2 separate regions of the Mus musculus genome follow, and region 1 is linked to region 2. A link is a loop called in an ENCODE intact Hi-C map of the cell type or tissue named here. Cell type or tissue: heart. All regions are shown on one strand.

Region 1 (8,000 bases), 2.0 Mb after region 2:
GAATTCATACAGGAGAGAAACCTTACAAATGCAGTGAATGTGACAAATGCTTTACTGAAAAAGGCAATTTGAGAAGGCATCAGAAAATTCATACAGGAGAGAAACCTTACAAATGTAGTGAATGTGACAAATGCTTTACCCAAAAATTCCAACTTAGTATTCATCAGAGAATTCATACAGGAGAGAAACCTTACAAGTGTAGTGAATGTGAAAAATGTTTTACTGACAAAGGCAGTCTGAGAAGGCATCAGAAAATTCATACAGGAGAGAAACTTTCAAATGTAGTGAAGGTGACAAATGTTTTAATCACAAATCCCATCTTAGTATTTATCAGAGAATTCATACAGGAGAGGAACCTTACAAATAGTTTGTATGTGACAAATACAATACTCACAATGTCAGTCTGAGAAATCATCAGTTATTTCATACAGTAGAGAATCTTTATAAATGAAGTGAATGAGACAATTCTTTACCAAGATACAGCATCTTAAAATTCACTAGAGAATACTTACAGAAGAGGAACTTTTCAAATATATCGAAGGTATGAATTCTTTATTTTTGCCTATTTCCTAGAATGTAACTGTGAATGCTAATAAGCTAGAAACTTAACGCATGTATTGTATGAAGAAATATCTTTGAATTCATTTTAGTCAGAGAAAACATCTAAGAACTTTTTAAGGGAAAGTATTTCTGTTGAGAAAAAGGTGGCATATGTTTTATTCATGGCATATTCTTGGCAATACTCAAGGCTCCACACTAGAGAATTAGTATAATTATGAGAATCTTTTGAAAATTTTCATGCAATGTTCAAATCTTAAATAATGTCGACTCTGACAATTTGAAAAAATGTAGCAAGCCTTTCTTTCTTTCTTTCTTTCTTTCTTTCTTTCTTTCTTTCTTTTTTTTGGGGGGGGGTTGGTTTTTAGAGACAGGGTTTCTCTGTATATCCATGGCCATCCTGTAGACCAGGCTGGCCTCGAACTCAGTAATCCGCCTGCCTCTCTCTCCCGAGTGCTTGGATTAAAGACATGTGCCACCACGCCCAGTTGTAGAAAGCTTTTCATGACACCTTTTTATTTGTTCACCCTCAAATGTGGCAAGATGAAGACAAGCTGGGAAGTCAGAAGATAGTATTGTGTAACACTTTCTTTAAGACAGAAATAATCCATTTCAAAAGGAAACTATTTAAGGTCTTTAATACAATCCTCAAAATATCTAATAAAACTGGTAACATTCTGTATATTTAATTAAAATGAACCAATTAAGATAAAAATATACTTAAAAGATTATCTGGCAAACTGAGCTACCCAGACAGCATATTCTTTATTCTATAAATATGCTTGCAGATGTGAAGTGTGCTTCGAGTATCCAGTAATCATAATTCTTCTCAAATACTTGTTTCACATTATAGGATAACAAGTGACTCCGAGTCTCTTGTGATCTGCTCAACAACTCCTTTCCTATTGTCCTGTAACTAACTCCAATAAAGCTGAAAGATTCTACAAGGTTGCTTTGGTTGTTTTCAACTTGCCCTTGGGATACTCAGATGAATATATGTTGCATCTTCCCAGGAAATGCCTCACATAAAACATATGCAGAAGTCATGAAATTTTTGCAAACCTGTATCATAAAGTTAATAGTAGTGATTTTCAACTGGTGGATAACAATCCCTTTGGGATGTAACGACCCTGTCACAGTTATTGCTTAAAAGTACAGGGAAACACATATTTCCAATTGTCTTAAAACTGCGAAATCATTCATTGAACTGCAGGGTAGTTTGCCCTGCTAAAAATAATTAGAATTCTATGTCAGTGTTTAGCATTAAAAAAGTTAGAAACACTGTTTTACATATGGTGATTTGTGTTAACTGAAATAGGTAAGATTCAGCTTAGTGCTCCAGGCAAGTATTACTAGGTGAAGATAAAAAGGCTCAAAACCGAAAATATGTAGAAGCTGTCAGAGCCTCAGCAAGAAGTCTACTACTCTCTCTTGAATTCAAGGAAGTATGAGAGAAAAACCTACAAAAATGAATGAAAATATGGCTTCATAGATTTCAAGGATAGCTATCCAGACTTTGCTGTGTCTCTGCATGGTTCTGAAGTCATTAATACCCATTTATTGAACAAAAGTCCTATAAGTCTCAGAAAAATGCTGACCGACCGTTGACACATATTACAAAACATTTTGGTGTCTGGTTCTCTTGTGCCTTAATACTCCACTCTACTGTAAGGAATGAAATAGATTTCCATTCTTTTCTTGTGTGTGGGTTTTTTTTTTTTTTTGAGAAAGGGTTTCTCTGTAGCCTGATATGAAGATAATACTACTAAGGTATTATCTTCATCTTAATTTCATGTATGAGTTTATTCATACAAATATGAATCTGTAAATCTTAGAGAAAAATCCTTTTTAGAGTAGATGAGGTGCATACTCATGCACAGTTTAGAAATCCAACCATCCTGGAAATACATTTGGAAGTACTGGAAAACGTAATATTACTCCAAGTTCAAGTATTATATTAGAATATTTATCTTAAATTCAGGAAGTTTCAGTAAATTAGGATCAAAGAAAAAAATTGAATGGTAGAATGAACAAATCCATATCACTCCATATATTTTCCTTGATTTAAAAAAAAAAAAAAAACAGGTTGTGGGGGTGCATGCCTTTAATCCCAGCACTTGGGAGGCAGAAGCAGGCAAATTTCTGAGTTGAAGGCCAGCCTGGTCTACAGTGTGAGTTCCAGTACAGCCAAGACTATACAGAGAAACCCTGCCTCAAAACAAACAAACAAACAAACAAAAAACAATAACAAACAAACAAACACAAAACCCACAAAAAACTAGAAAACAACAAAAAGAAAACACAAGGAAATGGTCCAACTACTGAAAGATAACATTTCATTGGTCTCAATATTGGAATTTGATGAAACAGGACCTCATTGGTAGAACCTAAGTACGAGAAGAAGCAATAGTGGCCCTTGATTTCAAATGATCATAGATATTTTCTGCCAATTGCTTCATCAGGGATGTTAAAACTCACACACCAGGCAAATGAAAATTAGGTAGCTTGAGGAGCTCTTAACAGTCTGGAAATTTGCAACCAGGTAGACAGTCTCTCTTGAGTCTCATTGCACATGATCAGTGGATTTAGGCCTCACTGCTTAATGACTGAAAGATCATGAATCAAATCAGAAGTTACTTTCAGGTTCATGGAAAATTTTCTAGAAATGCACAATGAAGAACATCTTACCTTGTACCCCTCACACAATGATTGTCTTCATTCTATAACCATTTATACACACACTTCTTGTCTATGGTACAGCAAGCATATGGTGATGGTTGACAAAATAGGTCCAAGTAGACTCACTGAATTATGTGGAAGACAGCATGTGTATATTGATAAAGATGCAAATACTTGGCTCAGGTAAATTAACCATATCATGTTTAAAAAACATGGAGGCTGAAGCTCACTGGATTTGGAACATTAACTATTTGTGGAAGAGCACTGTAAAATGCTTAATAAGCATATGAGCCTGATGGGCATTTCTAGATCTTCCAGTGGCTAGATTTTAAGGAACCCACTAGGTCTATGTCAGTACCTTCCAGGGAAAGGAAACTTCTCTTCAGGACAACTAATGGGACAGCCTGAGGATGGGAAACACATGGAGTAGGTAGAAAGAGTTATTCCTTGGTTGAAATTGATTTTGTTACAGGAGAACTCAGAAGAAGGACTGAGGGTCTGAAGGAAAAGAGTGGGATCAGCAGCCCATCCCTGTCAGTAGGAGTTTGGAGCTGCATGGTGTGGAACTAGGACTAGAGAACACTGCCTGGGGTCTACACAGCCATGTGAAAATTCCCTTCCTCTGCAGTTGTCCCCAAGTTAAGTCTTGTGGAAATTTTCAGTCACCAGAGCAGTGGCAGGAACTGCAAACCAGAAGACTTGGACACTCCAAGGTCACAGAAGCTGCTAGGCTAGTGGACAGACAGGCACTGGAGCATGATTGAAATCCCTTACTCGGCTGCTCATAAGAGCACTGATCCTCAAACTATTGTGCATTTCATAACTGTGTTGGTAAATTGCTGACCATGTAAGTGTGGCGTATCCTGATTTTTTTTTATTCATCTTATTGTTGCCTGGATTCTTACGTAATAATTTCTTAGAGGATGGGCTTGTTGGTTGCAAACATGGCTATATTTCTCTGGTGGCAGGTTCAAAGCTGATACAATTCACATCCATCCATGGTTTTTAACTCTGCTTTTTAATCACTGTGCTAGTCAGATTCTTTGCCATTGGAGATTATATATCCACTGGGAGCTTTTTAGATATTAGTCCCATACGAACCACTGGAGTTTTGATTGAATCTTAAACAATCTTAAACAATATTTTAGCAATTTGAGGGGCTGTGGGACTCTTTTATTCAGTACAGGAGGATGGGAAGCACGTGAAAGGGGAGTGATGCCATGGTGGGTGCCATGACAACAGATGCAGGAGCAGTCCTGTTGCCTAGAGATGAGGAGCCTCTTCACTGGGTTGAAAACCTGACTGTAAAGACAGATGCACCTGGTGCTAACAACATTGCTTATATTTGTAGTACTTCTCTTCAATACAAATTCTTTTTTGAGCCGGGCAGTGGTGACACATGCCTTTAATCCCAGCACTTGGAAGGCAGCTAAGTTGATTTTCACATTTCTCTTTTGTTAGCCTGTTTAGTAACTTCTCATAACAAAGACAATATTATATAGTCAGGAAGGTTCAACTTCTCCATGTCCAATGAGTTCTCTGGATGGCATGCTTGGTAATGGAGAACTGCTTTCAATTTCTACAGAACAAAGAGTTATCTTAGCAAGCGTCTAGATTGCTTGTGGATCCAAGGGACCCACTTAGCCAAAAACTCAAATAAAACCCAGGTAGTGTACTAGAAAGCTCATTTGAAGGAAATACCAGGTCAGTTGGGACTTATTCACCCCCATTTGTACGTTACTGAATTTCGATTGTCTTTATAGCATTTAAGAAGTATGTACCACTGTAGGTTTCCATATCATCACTCAAATGTCCCTCTCAATTCCAACTGTCTCTCAGCATTTTCTCCTTCAACCTTAACTTCCCTACCACTCTCTACCTCATTTTCCCAGTCACATTCCCATCTGTCTCCAGTTCATCCATGGAATCTATTTTATTTACTTCCACCAGGGAATCTGGGTGCCACTGTGTGCTCTGAAGTCAACTCTTCTATACTTAATATCTCTGAATACAATGGGCCTATGAATATCAAGTTCATTATTTTAGCATTGGCTAATATCCACACATAAGTGAATATATTCCATATTTCTCCACCTGTGTCTGGTTTACCTTAGTAGATAATTTTTTCTAGGTACATCTATTTGCCTGAACATTTTAATGTGAATATCTATCTATCTATCTATCTATCTATCTATCTATCTATCTATCTATCTATCATCAAAATAATGAACAACTACTATAAATTAGCGGTTGTCTCTCTAAAAACAGAGAAGTCAGAACTGAGTTCCACATCTAGAGTAAGTGGCCTCAGTTGCTGTGGGAATGCTAGAACTACTGCAGGGCTTTCCTTGTGTCTCAGATTCTTCACTCCCTCCAGGTATCCAATGGTACCTATGGAAGGGGAAAGGAAATTGTTAAACTCCCTAACCACAGAAAGGTCACACAGAAAGGTCACAGTAGCTACCACTACTGATGTTAGCTGCTGTACATCACAGCCTCTAATACTAGCAACAGTATCAAGACCAGTTCTCAAACACCTGTCCCCATTGATCCTTCCTATCCTGACTGGCTAGCATACAGCCTGTGCTCCACTGAAATTATATGGATAGGAAACAGGAATCCATTCCTCATTAAACTGAGCTTTCTAAAGCAGTCACACACCTTCTTAGGAAGTGTCTTGTGATGGTGCTGGAGGATCTTGGCTTTCATGTTCTGCACAGGAAGCTGACATAGGTTATTTTTCCTGGGCTGCCAGGATCTTATGGATTCCTTTCTATGGGTGCCCTGAAGATGAGTAGTTTGTGTTCCACCACCAGAGAATTAATCCTCTCCCTTCCTGCTTCCAACCTGTCTATCTGAACCATGCTCTGCCTCACCCCATTTCACAACTAATTCTTGTTCATTGCAAGATTACACTTCTGTTTGTCCAGATGTCCTGACACAAAATTATCCACTTTCTGCCCCGGCTTCTCGTGAACTGGCTTGGTATATTGACCAGACAGTTTTGGCAAAACTTTTCAAATAGGCCATAGATCTTCAGGTGTTCTACTGTGAGAGCAATGAGCTGTCTTCCAGAGTCAGTAGAACTGTGATTGACTGAAAGGAATACCCCATTCAATTATCCAAAATATTCAAAGAAATGTGTTTTTCTAGCAACATTAATAACACAGCAACATTTACACATAGGTAAATAAAATGTAAACATATACATTTCTTAGTTTTTAATCAGTGAAGAGGATGGACATTTTGAATTACAGTTGTTGCTGTACCACAGTGACTTCAGTTACATCCTCAGCTGCAAAGGATGTGGATGGTGAAAAGCATCTCCCACCTGTGTCTGAAAGTGTCCTGTGACTATGGAAGCTACAATGATGATACTTTCCTCCTCCTCCTCCTCCTCCTCCTCCTCCTCCTCCTCCTCCTCCTCCTGCTGCTGCTGCTGCTGCTGCTGCTGCTGCTGCTGCTGCTCTTCCTCCTCCACCTCCTTCTGCTGCTGCTGCCTCCTCCTCCTCCATTTTTTTTCGTTTGTTTTTTTTTTGTTTTTTTTTTTTGTTTTTGTTTTTGTTTTCTTTTTGAGACAGGGTTTCTCTGTGTAGCCTTGGCAATCCTGGAACTCACTCTGTAGACCAGGTTGGCCTTGAACTCAGAAATTCCCCTGCCTCTGCCTCCCAAGTGTTGGGATTACAGGCGTGGGCCACCACTCCCAGTGATGATACTTTCTTGTGTATTAGTGTGTGAAGTGTCCAGAGGCCTGGTACACCATCACAGAGCATAGATTACTAAAGCGTCCATACACCTGTGACATCTCTGGCCTAGGGAGACCATTTGAGAATGGCCATTACCTGTGAAATCTGTTTCCCTGCCTTCAGAGGTCTGATTCTTGGGATTTTTGTGAATCACCCAGCACCTTCCATTTGGAAAACCAGTAACCACACTCTCACCTACATTCTGTGCATTTCCCTCATCTTCTCTTTCTTTGGCTCCATGATATTCACAGGCCATTCACACTCAGTCAGTTTTATAGCGAAGCAAACCATGTTTGTAGGTGCATAGACTAGGATATTTTTTCCCAAACTTTTGGCCAAATTGATCATGGTTCTCAATTTCAGAGTGTTCTTTTACTGAAATTTATTCACACTATGAACATCATCATTAATATTTCATGTGTAGGCATTAGTACTTGTATCTCACAAATTCTATTTTCAAATTTCTGGTCTTTTCTCATTTTTCTGTGAAACATTTTCCTGGCTGCTGATAAAGTATATCCTCTATGGATCATTAAAAATGAAAAACATCAAAAAGCTAAAAATTCAAAGGAGAAGAAAGTTTGTGCTCAAAACTGAGTTCATTTGTCACAGTGAAAGACTATGATTGATGTTTACTGGTTAAGTGATACAAGCATGGCGGTCTCTGCAAACCCTAGGTCTGGTAGAATAACAATCCATGAGACCAAAAGAAATCTATGTTCAATACCACTCTATAAGTATTTCAGCACTAGTTGTGGGTGTGTTGTGAGTTATTGTCAATGAAATTCTTGCAGCACTCAGGGATAAATCCATCCCAGTGAATATGTGAATAGCTCTGAAGTAAAAGGTCTCCTGGCAGTCAGAAGTCATGATATACCACAATGCCCCATGGAACATTTAACCACACACAGAGGTTTAATGGGATAACACTGGAGGGAGGCTGCCTCTGCTCAGGTGAGAAGCAGAAGAGAAATAAGTGAGAGGCAGGCTTCTCAAAGGGTTTTATTTGGGGGGGGG
Region 2 (8,000 bases):
AGATTTTTTTTCTGCTTATATTTTTATTTCATACTTTAAACTTTACTTTATCCTAATTTTGATGTATAGGTTTTCACTGAATATTAAGTTGTGATTTTAATCTCCTTGAGGACAAGTTGTTCTTCATGTACATACAAATTCTCTGCAGAGTCCTGTAAATATATAAACAGATCTTCTCCCAGAAAAACATCAGTCATTTTTATTATCCTGTTAATAGGTCTTTATTTTATTAGGGGCTAGAAAAGTTTAAAAAATTGACTTATTTATTGTTATATAAAGTATTATAAGGAGATCAATAATTATAATTTTACTTTTTTAAAAAGATTTATTTATTTATTATATGTAAGTACACTGTAGCTGTCTTCAGACACTCCAGAAGAGGGCATCAGATCTTGTTACAGATGGTTGTGAGCCACTATGTGGTTGCTGGGATTTGAACTCCAGACCTTCGGAAGAGCAGTCGGGTGCTCTTACCCACTGAGCCATCTCACCAGCCCTACTTTGTAATTTAGATGTCTATATCTTTTAAGGTTTGATGAGCTCATTCTACAATAGCCTGTCCCTGTGAATTATAGGAGATGTCAGTGGAATATGAGAAACTAAGAGTCAAACACCAATTTTAATACGCCTTTTAAGTTTAATATGCCTTTTAAGTATTTTCTGATTTTGAGGCCTTGGCATTATAAACTAATAAAACAAATACTGTATCATATCTTTGAAGGTTTCCCCAGGTTAGGCAAAGGTATAAATAACAATGAGAATTCAGCATATATACATACAGGAATAAAAGCAAACTTTCCCAAAGACAGGACATGTGTAACATTTGTCTGTTTTAAATCCCAGGGATATAGGCTCATCAGGGGTTAAATACCCAAGCTGAGCTAACAGATTTGCAGGAATGCAGGAGCAGTTTTCTGAGTGCAGTGGTGATTTGTAATGTAAGATCTTGCTATGTTATCTTCATAGGAAAAGCAACAAGCTTTTGTTAAGAAATTAAACTAAGCCAGGCATGGTGGCGCACGCCTTTAATCCCAGCACTAGGGAGGCAGAGGCAGGTGGATTTCTGAGTTTGAGGCCAGCCTCGTCTACAGAGTGAGTTCCAGGACAGCCAGGGCTATACAGAGAAACCCTGTCTTGAAACCCCCCCCCCCAAAAAAAAGAAATTAAACTAATCCTTACCTTCATATATCTGATCAGGAAGCACAGAATGACCTTGCACATGTCCAGTAGAGAAAAGATAATTTCTAATCTGAAGTAAGACTTGTAATTCTGAAAGTTGGGGTTCTGAAAATTGTAAAATATCTGTTCCACAGGTTTTAAAAGGGGGCTTGTCCTTCATATTTAAAAGACAATGTATCTCAGATGCCTAGTGTTCAGGAAGTTGTATTGGGAGAGTATTTGAGGTACCTCCTTAAGCTGCAGCTGCTGTGCCTTACTCCCAGAACATTCAGCAGCTTTCACCTTCAAGGTCAGTGGAGCTGTTGGGATGGGAAATGGGCAGGAGCAGAGCAGGGGTGTGGAGCAGGGGTGCAGTTTCTCCTGCCACACTCACAATTCTGTTGTGGGTATCTTACCATTTTTAGGAAGTTTGAGATTCTATGAACCTGGGGGTTTTGGTGATGCTTGAATTAATTGTATACTTGCCAGAATATTTTTCTAAATAACCTCTTCGATCCTTGGCAGCCTCTGTAGTTTGTACACAGGAGTTCTCTTTGATAAAGCCTCAATAAAGCTCCTTGAACTCAAATTCTCCCATGTTTCTTAACTCCCCTGTTTCTCTGTTTGCTACTTCATTTCCCTTTTAACAGGGGACTGAATAGACATTCCAAAAGAGCTTTGTAGATATTAGTTATATGAGGGACCATTGCAGATTTCACCGAATTAGAAAATGTAGGTTATAAAGCACCATCAAATGGCTGTAAATATTAACATTTACTGAGTAAAGTTACAATCTCCATTAATTTTACACTGAGGTATATGCAGGTTTTGATGTAAATACAGCATTCAAAATGTGTCTTCATAGGATTAAGTATTAATGTTACACCTTAGGTTTGAATGAAAAACAAAGACAAGATTGCTGCAAAGTATGGCTGAAGAGAAGATATATTGTTGGTTCTGTTAAACCAGAGAATCGCCAGAGAAAAATGAATTCCACCATGTGGGTAAGCTTTATTAGATATTACATCCTGACTAAGAGATGGACTTGGGTCACATGCTACAGGGGGTTGTATAGGCTATGAGGATTTATCATTTTCCTAAGACTTGCAACCTGCAGCATTCCAAGAAGTTACCTGTTTCTTGGGCTGGTGGTGCTTAGAGGTTATAATATATGCCAGAGGACCAGGCACAAACCTATACAGGCCCTGTGTTTATTGCTTTTTTCTCTGTAAATTCACATGAACCTGGTTCATTTGATTCAGATAGCCTTTTCTCCTTGGGTCCTCTAACACATCTGGCTATTTCATTCTTTCTCACATGCAGTTGCCTGACCTATTTTGGGGTAGGTTTGATTTAAAGGTCTGTGACAAGGACTCTTGTCTTTACTTAACATCTGTGGGTAGGTTTCTGCATCTCTTCCTGTCTGATGCAGGAGGAAGCTTCTTGGATGGTGACAGAATAAGACACTGGTCTTGAGTATAACAGAATATCATTGGGGATCACATCGTTGATATTTTTCCTTGAGTGGTAGTGTTTGTTTTTCCCCTGGGTGTTTATTTTATCTACTGTGTGGTTCCTAGCTACTCATGCAGAATTGGTTATGAGTTTCAGCTTACAGAGTAGGATTTACGTCAAAAGAGACATTGGTTAGCTTTTCTTACATGGTTTGTGCCATCATTCCCCTAGCATATCTGGCAGGTAGACAAGATTTTAGCCAAAGGTTTTGAGGCTAGGTTGCTTTTCACATTTCTCTTTTGTTAGCCTGTTTAGCAACTTCACATACCAAAGAAAATATTATATAGGCAGGAAGGTTCACCTTCTCTGTGTCCAGTGAGTTCTCTGAATGATATGCTTGGTAATAGAGAACTGCTCTCAATTTTAACAGAGCAAAGAGTTATCTTAGCAACTGCCTAGGTTGCTTAGGGATCTAAGGGACCCACTTAGCCAACAACTCAATTGAATAAAACTCAGGTAGTGTACTAGAAAGCTCATTTGAAGCAAATACCATGTCAGTTGGGACTGCTTCACCCCCATTAGTAGGTCACTGAATATTGATTGTCTTTATAGCATTTAGGAAGTATATACCACTATAGGCTTCCATATCATCACTCAAATACCCCTCTAATTTCCAACTGTCTCTCAGCATTTTCTTCTTCAACCTTAACTTCCCTCCTACTTTCTACCTCATTTTCCCATTCACATCTCCATCTGCCTCCAGTCGATCCATGAAATCTATTTTATTTACCTGCACCAGGGAATCTGTGTGCCACTGTGTGCCACTGTGTGCTCTGAAGTCAACTCTTCTATACTTAATATCTCTAAATACAATGGGCTTATCCAGTTCATTATTTTAGCATTGGCTAATATCCACACATAAGTGAATATATTCCATATTTCTCCACCTGTGTCTGGCTTACCTTCATAGATAATTTTTTTCTAGGTACATCTATTTGTCTGAACATTTTAATATGGATGAATATCTATCTATCTATCTATCTATCTATCTATCTATTTATCTATCTATCTTTCATCAAAGTAATGAACAGCTGATATAAATTATCAGCTGTCTCTCTAAAAACAGAGAAGTCAGAACTGAGTTCCACATCTAGAGTAAGTTGCCTCAGTTGCTGTGGGAATGCTAGAACAACAGCTGCAGGGCTTTCCCCGTGTCTCAGATTCTTCACTCCCTCCAGGTATCCAATGGTACCTATGAAAGGGGAAAGGAAATTGTTAAACTCCGTAACCACACAAATGTCACAACAACCTTATCACTACTGATGTTAGCTACTGTACATCACAGTCTCTAATACTAGCAACAGTATCAAGACCAGATCTCAAACACCTGTTCCCATTGATCCTTCCTGTCCTGACTGGCTAGCATACGGCCTGTGCTCCACTGAAATTATATCGATAGGAAACAGGAATCCATTCTTCATTAAACTGAGCTTTCAAAAGCAGTCACACACCTTCTTAGCAAGTGTCTTGTGATGGTGCTGGAGGATCCTGGCTTTCATGTTCTGCACAGGAAGCTGACATAGATTATTTTTCCTGGGCTGCCAGGATCTTATGGATTCTTTTCTATGGGTGCTCTGAATTAGTTTGTGGTCCACCACCCAACAATTAATCCTCCCTCTTCCTGCTTTCAACCTGTCTATCTGAACCATGCTCTGCCTCACCCCATTTCACAACTAATTTTTGTTTATTGCAAGATTACACTTCTGTATGTCCAGATGTCCTGACACAAAAATGTCCACTTTCTGCCCCAGGTTCTCGTGAGCTGGCTTGGTATATTGACCAGACAGTTTTGGCAAATCTTTTCAAACAGGCCATAGATCTTCAGGTGTTCTACTTTGACAGCAATGAGCTATTCGTCTTCCAGAGTCAGTAGAACTGTGATTGACTGGAAGGCATACCCCATTCAATTATCCAAAATATTCAAAGAAATGTGTTTTTCTAGCAACATTAATAACATAGCAACATTTACACATAGGTAAATAAAATTTATACATATACGTCTTTAGTTTTTAATCAGTGAAGAGGATGGACATTTTGAATTAGAATTGTTGCTGTACCACAGTGACTTCAGTTACACCCTCAGCTGCAAAGGATGTGGATGTTGAAAAGCATCTCCCACCTGTGTCTGAAAGGGTCCTGTGACTGTGGAAGCTACAATGATGATACTTTTCTCCTCCTCCTCCTCCTGCTGCTGCTGCTGCTCTTCCTCCTCCTCCTTCTTTTTTTCTGTTTTGTTTTTGGTTTTTTTGTTGTTGTTTGTTTTTTTGAGATAGGGTTTCTCTATGTAGCCTTGGCAATCCTGGAACTCACTCTGTAGACCAGGTTGACCTTGAACTCAGAAATTCACCTGCCTCTGCCTCCCAAGTGTTGGGATTACAGGCATGGGCCACCACTCCCTGTGATGATACTTTCTTTTCTCTATGGCATGTATATTAGTGTGTGAAGTGTTCAGAGGCCTGGTACACCATCACAGAGCATAGATTACTACTGAGTCGATACACCTGTGACATCTCTGGCCTATGGAGACCATTTGAGAATGGCTATTACCTGTGAAATCTATGTTTCCCTGCCTTCAGAGGTCTGATTCTTGGGATTTTTGTGAATCACCCAGCACCTTCCATTTGGAAAACCAGTAACCACACTCTCACCTACATTCTGTGCATTTCACTCATCTTCTCTTTCTTTGGCTCCATGATATTCACAGGCCATTCACACTCAGTCAGTTTTATAGTGAAGCAAACCATGTTCGTAGGTGCATAGACTAGGATATTTTTTCCCAAACTTTTGGCCAAATTGACCGTGGTTCTCAATTTCAGAGTGTTCTTTTACTGAAATTTATTCACACCATGAACATCATCATTAATATTTCATGTGTAGGCATTAGTACTTGTATCTCACAAATTCTATTCTCAAATTTCTGGTCTTTTCTGCATTTTTCTGTGAAACATTTTGCTGGCTGCTGATAAAGTATATTCTCTATGGGTCATTATAAATGAAAAACATCAAAAAGCTAAAATTTCAAAGGGGAAGAAATTTTGTGCTCAAAACTGAGTTTATTAGTCAGAATGAAAGACTATGATTGATGTTTACTGGTTAAGTGATACAAGCATGGCGGTCTCTGCAAACCCTAGGTCTGGTAGAATAACAATCCATGAGACCAAAAGAAATCTAGTTCAATACCACTCTATAAGTATTTCAGCACTGTTTGTGGATGTGTTGTGGGTTATTGCCGATGAAATTCTTGCAGCACTCAGGGAAAATCTATCCCAGTGAATATACGAACAGCTCTGAAGTAAAAGGTCTTCTGGCAGTCAGAAGTCATGATATACCACAATGCCCCATGGAACATTTAACCACACACAGAGATTTAATGGGATAACACTGGAGGGAGACTGCCTCTGCTCAGGTGAGAAGCAGAAGAGAAATGAGTGGGAGGCAGGCTTTTCAAAGGGTTTTATTTTGGGGGGGGAATGGGGAGGAAAGGATTTTCAGGATTGGAAATATATCTGGTTGAATATTGCTAGGGTTTTATGTTCTGAGTTTGAGTAAAATAAGGAGTTTCTGAATTATTAAAACTGGGATGTAAACTATAAGTTTTCCCTGTAGACTCAGTGGCCAATGCTGACTGAAGCTTCAAGATTCTGATCTCAGGATGGTTTATTTTAGGAACAAGTAAGCACAGTATAATTTCGAAATGAAATTTCTTGGTAATAATTGTCTCAATCATCTGTGCACAGTGAAGATGAAGGTGTGGCTACCTCAAAAGTCTTTTGCAAAGTACAGGTGTTTCTTTCTTAAAGTTGGATTCTAAAAATAAGGGCCTAGAGGAGGAATAAGGCATACAGTGTAGAGGACACCAAGCTGTAAGGTACATGTCCTATGTCCCCCAATGATGGTTTGTACTCATGGAGAAACAATGACCTAGGATGATTATCTGGGATAATTTAATAGTCTGGGACTTTCAGGTGTGGTCTGGCACTACATCTACCACAGGTCATCAACCTGCTTACTATATCCATTCCTTCACTTCTGGTTTAAAAAAAAAAAAAGTGTACTTTTTCTTGCACTGCTGAGAAAACCCTGTGGTTTTACATTCCTGGTTACCCTAGAGCTTATTTTTGACCACAATTTCCTTTTGCCCTTTACCGAAAAAATATATTTTATGGTTGTTTCTAGTTCTTAGGATGTTAATATTGTGTTAGTGTAAATGGAAAGACAATCAAAAGATGTTTTCTAGAATATAAATTATGTTGTTGAGATATACAGAGTGTGATTACATTGTTTGACTTCATAGACATAAAACATGCAAGTGCTGCTGACATAATCCCAGCAATGAGAACACTGTGGCAGGTGTATTCCTCTACATTTTAGGTCAGACTAGTATACATCAAAGTGACATTCCAACCTTTGGGTCACAATTTCCTCTTCTGGCCTGCATGGATTCTCCACGGGTATTGAGGTTCTCAAGATTTTAATCTAACTTTTGTGTTCAGTCAGGTCCTGGAAGAAGATTACTGAACCGGCTTGTGTAATTACCTGTTCTGTCGTCAGCCATTCTCAGAACAGGGTGCTTCAGGGACCACCTATTTTTCTTTCTTGGCTCCAACTTGGTCTAGGGGGTCAAACTTAAATTTTCTACCTTACACATGGAGACAAAAGGCAGATAGAAAGGGAGAGATGCATGAGGCAGCCTTCAGGAAGTTAAAGATTTAAACTAACTGAACAGACACACAAAGGATAGAAGGCACAAGGGAACATGAAGTAGAGAATTCAACTTTGGACTCACACTTAGTTAAATGCTCTGAGGGAAAGGCTTTCATTTCTTTCCTTAACTCAACTCAGATGCATTATGAATCACCAGTATGTTTATTTAATCTATTCACATTAAAGTATGTTTATTTAATCATATTCACATATGAAGAATCAATTAACTTGTGACATATTTTTTGGCATAAGTACAATATGGGAAAAACTAAAAGTCACCACAATGGTAAACAAGTAGCCCTGCCATTTGAAAGGTGTCCATGAGCACAGAACCCTGTTCTTTAAAGCCAGACCCCCAGGTCTGGGCTTGTGCTTCTGAGCTCTCACTTCCATGCTTAGCTAGAATCCATTTTAACCTCTCACAGTCATCACAACCCTGGAGGTTACATGAGAATCCTGGAACTCATTATAATCATAAAAAGAGTTGACTTCCTAGCAATAGTCTAATGAGACCTGGGTAAACCTCGAGTCTTCTTTCCCCAGCTTATGCTGATATGCATGGGTGTACATAGAGTATTACAGTGAACAATCAGGAAACTATTTATGAACAAACAGTGTAGTAT

What was found. Hi-C counts contacts between places; a loop is a spot of excess contacts. Peaks named below come from ENCODE experiments on the same cell type or tissue, not always from the same donor. Only the 100,000 strongest peaks of a DNase experiment are listed, where the experiment ranks them.
Region 1: it touches region 2 in a loop (28-fold over the local background); 29 of 42 quality-filtered maps call a loop at or near these places.

The regions. Positions count from the first base shown.
Region 1 is chr4:147,514,563-147,522,562 of GRCm38, forward strand. Zfp982 (zinc finger protein 982) reads left to right here. Exons shown (of 5, transcript NM_001371348.1): 5 at 1-1,502. It also overlaps the pseudogene Vmn2r-ps20. Among named protein-coding and RNA genes, the nearest start is that of Zfp985, 35 kb to the right of the region's middle. In heart, no CTCF peak of the experiment used is centred here; a DNase peak (open chromatin) is centred at 4,619.
Region 2 is chr4:145,555,397-145,563,396 of GRCm38, forward strand. It overlaps the pseudogene Gm21978. Among named protein-coding and RNA genes, the nearest start is that of Gm13212, 26 kb to the right of the region's middle. In heart, no CTCF peak of the experiment used is centred here; no DNase peak of the experiment used is centred here.